Regions from separate parts of the Homo sapiens genome. Here region 2 is linked to region 1. A link is an interaction called in ENCODE POLR2A ChIA-PET data of the cell type or tissue named here. Cell type or tissue: PC-3. All regions are shown on one strand. Each heading gives the region's core, and the rest is flanking DNA. Links, peaks and the distances in the headings are about the cores only.

Region 1 (2,911 bases), core at 191-2,690:
AAAAGCGACACTCCATCTGAAAAAAAAAAAAAAAGGGCCGGGCGCAGTGGCTCACACCTGTAATCCCAGCATTTTGGGAGGCCAAGGCGAGCAGATCACGAGGTCAGGAGATCGAGACCATCCTGGCTAACATGGTGAAACCCTGTCTCTACTAAAAATACAAAAAAATTAGCCGGGCGTGGTGGCAGGCACCTGTAGTCCCAGCTACTCAGGAGGCTGAGGCAAGAGAATGGCATGAACTCGGGAGGTGGAGCTTGCAGTGAGCAGAGATCACGCCATTGCACTCCAGCCTGGGCAACAGAGCAAGACTCCGTCTCCAAAAAAAAAGGGCCGGGCGCGGTGGCTCACGCCTGTAATCCCAGCACTTTGGGAGGCCAAGGCAAGCGGATCACGAGGTCAGGAGATCGAGACCATCCTGGCTAACATGGTGAAACCCCATCTCTACCAAAAATACAAAAAATTAGCCAGGCGTGGTGGCGGGTGCCTGTAGTCCCAGCTACTTGGGAGGCTAAGGCAGGAGAATGGCGTGAACCTGGGAGGTAGAGGTTACAGTGAGCCGAGATCGAGCCACTGCACTTGAGCCTGGGCGACAGAGCGAGACTCTGTCTCAAAAAAAAAAAAAAAAAGTTATGTATTCTGAGTGTTTTGAGAAAACCAAAGCTTTAGCAGAAAAACACCTGGGAAAGCTTCACCAGAAAATCTTTCTCCACCACAACAATGCTCCTGCCTACTCCTCTCATCAAACAAAGGCAATTGTCATTTCATTTTTCCACACTTTTTGAAGTCCCCTTGTATTGTGGCTATTCATCCTTTGTCAACCATATGTGTTTGAAGCTGACTATGTCTTTTTGGGTAGACATATCTGTATGTCGGTCTAGGCAGATGGGCCCCACAAAACCACTGCACTCCCGTTATGGCTGGGAAGAGCAAGCAAATATTTCCTATGCCTCTAGGGGATACAGATTTAACCGAGAGTTAGACCTGGAAGTACCCCATAGTCAGTTTGAGGGATAAAGCAGGAGCATCATACATGAGTCAACATCCAAGGACCACATAGTATCTGGCACATCTCAGAAGATGCCTGTGTTGGCCGGGCACAGTGGCTCATGCCTGTAACCCCAGCACTTTGGGAGGCCAAGGCAGGCAGATCATTCGAGCCCCAGAGTTCAAGACCAGCCTGGGCAACATGGCAAAACCCCATCTCTACAAAAAAGTATAAAAATTAGCTGGATGTGGTGGCTCACGCCTGTGGTCCCAGTTACTCGGGAGGCTGAGGCAGGAGAATCACTTGAGCCCAGGAGGTTGAGGCTGCAGTGAGCTGAGATGGCACCACTACACTTCAGCCTGGGTGACAGAATGAGACCTTGTCTCAAAAAGAACGAAAGAAGGAAAGCCTGTTTGAACTGAAAGGGGGCTAAGTGGGGGACAGATCCTAAAGGAATCCTTTGATTTTGTAGATGGAAAACATAACATGCTCATTATTTCACTGAAATTTAAAGAAAATTGACTATCCTTTGTATTTTGCAATAAAAAGTTAGCTCCATAGGCCTAAATGTATTTTCTTTTTAATGTTCACCTAATTAAATTCCAGATCCAGACACTAGCCTTAATAATGATTGTCTTTATAATTAACTAAAGGAATCTAAGTTTCCTTTTGGCTGTGGGGGGAGAGAGTCCAATCTCCATCATAAAGTTTGTTTACACCATCTGATTTGGTGAAGTGTTGAATTGAGAAACTTTGACAAGAATGTCTGTCTTGAGTCCCTGTACAACTACAGAACCCTCTGAAATGCCCAGGATCGTTACCAACGCCATCTCCATTAAGTCAAGTCTGTCCACAGTGGGGAGAGCAAAAGGTTGGTTAACAAATACAAAAGTACAGCTATAGGCCAGGCCAGGCTGCTCTTGCCTGTAATCCCAGCGCTTTGGGAGGATCACTTGAGCCCAGGAGTTCAAGAGCAGCCCGTGAAACATGGTGAGATCTTGTCTTCAATAAAAAATAAAGGCCGGGCGTGGTGGCTCACGCCTGTAATCCCAGCACTTTGGGAGGCCGAGGCGGGCGGATCACGAGGTCAGGAGATTGAGACCATCCTGGGTAACACAGTGAAACCCCGTCTCTAATAAAAATACAAAAAAATTAGCTGGGCGTGGTGCCGGGCGCCTGTAGTCGCAGCTACTCGGGAGGCTGAGGCAGGAGAAAGGCGTGAACCCGGGAGGCGGAGCTTGCAGTGAGCTGAGATTGCGCCACTGCACTCCAGCCTGGGTGACAGAGCAAGACTCCATCTCAAATAAAATAAAATAACATAAAATAAAATAAAATAAATAAAAAATTATCCAGGCATGGTGGTGCATGCCTGTAGTACCACCTACTTGGGAGGCTGAGGCAGGAGGATCGCTTGAACCCAGGAGGTTGAGGGTGCAGTGAGCTATGATGGTGCCACTGCACTCCAGCCCAGGCGACAAAGTGAGATCCTGCCTCAAAATGAAAAAGTCACACTGTACCCCATAAATATTTACAATTATTATGTGTCTATTAAAAATAATAGGCTGGGGCCAGGCACAGTGGCTCACATCTGCAATCCCATCACTTTGGGAGGCCGAGGCAGGTGGATCACCTGAGGTCAGGAGTTTTAGACCAGCCTGGCCAACATGGTGAAACCCCATCTCTACTAAAAAAAAAAAATAATACAAAAATTAGCTGGGCATGGTGGTGTGTGCCTGTAAGCCCAGCTACCTGGGAGGCTGAGGCAGGAGAATTGCTTGAACCCAGGAGGTGGAGTTTGCAGTGAGCTGAGATCACGCCACTGTACTCCAGCCTGGGTGACAGAGCAAGACTCTGTCTCGAAAATAATAAAATAATAATAATAATAATAATAATAGGCCAGGTGTAGTGGCTCACACTTGTAATCCC
Region 2 (2,911 bases), core at 185-2,684, 300 kb after region 1:
GATGCCCTTTCCATCCTGGCTAACCCAGTGTCAGAAGCTACCTCCATCCAAGTATTGCCACCTTCTTGCCTTCCCCCACTTTTTAGCCACCCCTTAGCCTTTTCCTCCTGCCTTTCCTCCCCTATATCCTCCCTCCTATCTGAGGGAAATCTCACTTCTCTTTTTCTTTTTTTTTTTGTTTTGAGACAGAGTCTCGCTCTGTTGCCCAGGCTGGAGTGCAGTGGCGCAATCTCGACTCACTGGAACCTCCGCCTCCCAGATTCAAGCGATTCTCCTGCCTCAGCCTCCAGAGTAGCTGGAACTACAGACGTGCGCCACCATGCCCGGCTAATTTTTATATGTTTAGTAGAGACGGGGTTTCACCGTGTTGGCCAGGCTAGTCTCGAACTCCTGACCTCAGGTGATCTGCCCACCTTGGTCTCCCAAAGTGCTGGGATTACAGGCATGAGCCACCTCACCTGGCCTCTTTTCTTTCTTTCTTTTTTTCTTCCTTTCTTTCTTTCCATTTTTTTTTTTTTTTTGAGACAAGGTCTCGCTCTGTTGCCCAGGCTGGAGTGCAGTGGCAGGATCATAGCTCACGGCAGCCTCAACCTCCTGGGCTTAAGTGATCCTCCCACTTCAGCCTCCTGAGTAGATGGGTCCACAGATGCATGCCACCACGCCCGGCTAATTTTTGTATTTTTTGTAGAGGTGGGATTTCATCATGTTGCCCAGGCTGGTCTCGAACTCTTGGGCTCAAGCGGCCCGCCCGCCTCGGTCTCCCAAAGTGCTGAGATTACAGGCATGAGCCACCAAGCCCCGACCCTCACTTCTCTTTTAAGGCCCAGCAAGAAGGCCGGCAAACCTTTCCAGGACCCCACCCTATCCCTCTTCCTCCTTTGAAATTCCACACTACTTCCCTCCCCTCCAGCGTTGGGGAGAGGCGGCAGATCTATCCCCTCCTCCCGGATTGGTGAGCTCGTCTGACCTTCAAGATCCACGCCCATTTACCCTCACCATCTATTGGCCTTATCACCTATTGGCTTATCAGTCACTTCTAAGACCCACCTCCTCGTCGCTTCCGTGGCTCTTGCGCTCCGCTGATTCGCCACTGCGCAAGTCCCCCGATATTCCCTCCCTTTATTGGTTGCTCTGCTTCTCTCCCCCCGCCTTTCCGCCGAGTTGCCCTTCTACCTCCCTCCCATTGGCTCTTCATTCTGTCCATCTTGAAGCACCATTCTTCTTTTCTCCATTCATTAGCTAGTTTTTCAGCTCTTAGCAGGTAGTTCTGCCTCTTGATTGGCTCCTTCAAACTTCAGTCCTTACTTGCCCCAGTAAACGCCTTACGTACTCTCTACCCCTGACTCTTATTGGTTCACTGACCCGCTCGTCTCCTTCCTTGTACCCTCCTTGGCCGCACCGCTCGCCGGTCACTCACCAGACTACATCTGATTGGAGAAGGAGGTGGGTGCACCCTGCGGGCCGTAGCCTTGCTGCCCATAGTCGCCCTGAGGCCCGTAGCCACTGCCACCGCTGCCGGCTGGTTGACCATAGTCAGGCTGGTAGCCGCCCTGAGGCCCGTAGGAATCCTGGGGCCCGTACCCGCCGGGGCCCTGCCCGTAGCCTGCATCGCCGTAGGCGTCCCCGGGTGCCGGTTGTTTCTCGGGGGCGCCGGGAGGCGCGCGCAGGAACGGGGCGGCCCAGCCTGTCTCCTTAAACACGAACCACAGGTTGCCGACCCAGAGCACCAGGTTCAGGAAGCCGAACACCTGCAGGGAGACAAGGCTCGGCTGTGGTACCCCGCCCATTGCCTTGGCGGCCCTGCGTGCAGGAATGAGCATGCGGGGAATGAATCCGTAGGCTCCGCAAGGTGGGGGTTTCTGAAACCCAGACTCTCTGAGTCCCAGTGCGAGAACGTCGATGTGCAGAAAAATCACCTCTGGCGGGGTGGGCGTGTTAGAAGAATTTGGAGCCCTGGGGATGCTGCGATCTATCAGTATTACATATACAATTATTTACATATTTGCACATATACACATTATATACACATTTATGCATGTTTAAAATGTAAATTTGTAATATATTCATAGTAAAATGTAAGGATACAAACTTATTAAATATAGCTATACCACTAACATGCATCTAAATAAATGTAGATAAAATATATGTATAAGTGCACATGTATAAGATATATGAAACTTGCATAATTTTTTTTTTGAGATGGAGTTTCGCTCTTGTTGCCCAGGCGGGAGTGCAATGGCACGATCTCGGCTCACCACAACCTTCGCCTCCCGGGTTCAAGCAATTCTCCTGCCTCAGCCTCCCGAGTAGCTGGGATTACAGGCATGCACCACCACACCAGCTAATTTTGTATTTTTAGTAGAGATGGGGTTTCTCCATGTTGGTCAGGCTGGTCTTGAACTCCCGACCTCAGGTGATCTGCCCGCCTCGGCCTCCCATAGTGCTGGGATTACTGGCGTGAGCTACCGCACCCGGCCACATAAAGTAATTTTAAGACATAAAACACTTTCTGTACCTTTCCTTATATGCCAAGCCCTCTTCTAAGAGCTTTACATGTTATAAGCTCACTTAAAATTCAGTTTTGGGCAGGAAATACTATCTCCATTTTACAGTTGAGGAAACTGAGGCCCTAGAGGCTAAGTTACCTGAAGTCTCACATCCAGCAAGTGACAGGAAAGAAAAGTTGTAATCTTAGCATCTGTAACCCTTGTATACGACTTACCTTGTGCCAGGCCCTTTTCTGAGCACTCCGTATTCTTAGTTCAATAAATACTCAACTTTGGAGCAGGACCTATTATTAGTCTTCGATTATGCATGCTCAACTGAACCTTGAGAGGCTGTGACTAGTTTCAGGTCAGGGAGCTTGCAAGAGGTAGAGCTGGGATTTGAGCGCAGACAGTCTGACTCCAGC

Evidence for each region. ChIA-PET counts read pairs that join two places held together with the same protein. Peaks named below come from ENCODE experiments on the same cell type or tissue, not always from the same donor. Only the 100,000 strongest peaks of a DNase experiment are listed, where the experiment ranks them.
Region 2: POLR2A ChIA-PET joins it to region 1 with 11 read pairs; 2 of 35 experiments call an interaction of 5 or more read pairs at or near these places.

What each region holds. Positions count from the first base shown.
Region 1 is chrX:48,885,673-48,888,583 of GRCh38, forward strand. No RefSeq gene overlaps it. Among named protein-coding and RNA genes, the nearest start is that of TIMM17B, 11 kb to the right of the region's middle. In PC-3, for the core only: no CTCF peak of the experiment used is centred there; no DNase peak of the experiment used is centred there.
Region 2 is chrX:49,190,016-49,192,926 of GRCh38, forward strand. It overlaps SYP (synaptophysin), which reads right to left. Exons shown (of 7, transcript NM_003179.3): 6 at 1,418-1,748. The coding sequence ends at 1,422. Among named protein-coding and RNA genes, the nearest start is that of PRICKLE3, 5.1 kb to the left of the region's middle. RefSeq lists a silencer at 229-308 and an enhancer at 1,148-1,217. In PC-3, for the core only: no CTCF peak of the experiment used is centred there; a DNase peak (open chromatin) is centred at 1,266; H3K4me3 peaks cover 1,767 bases; H3K27ac peaks cover 650 bases.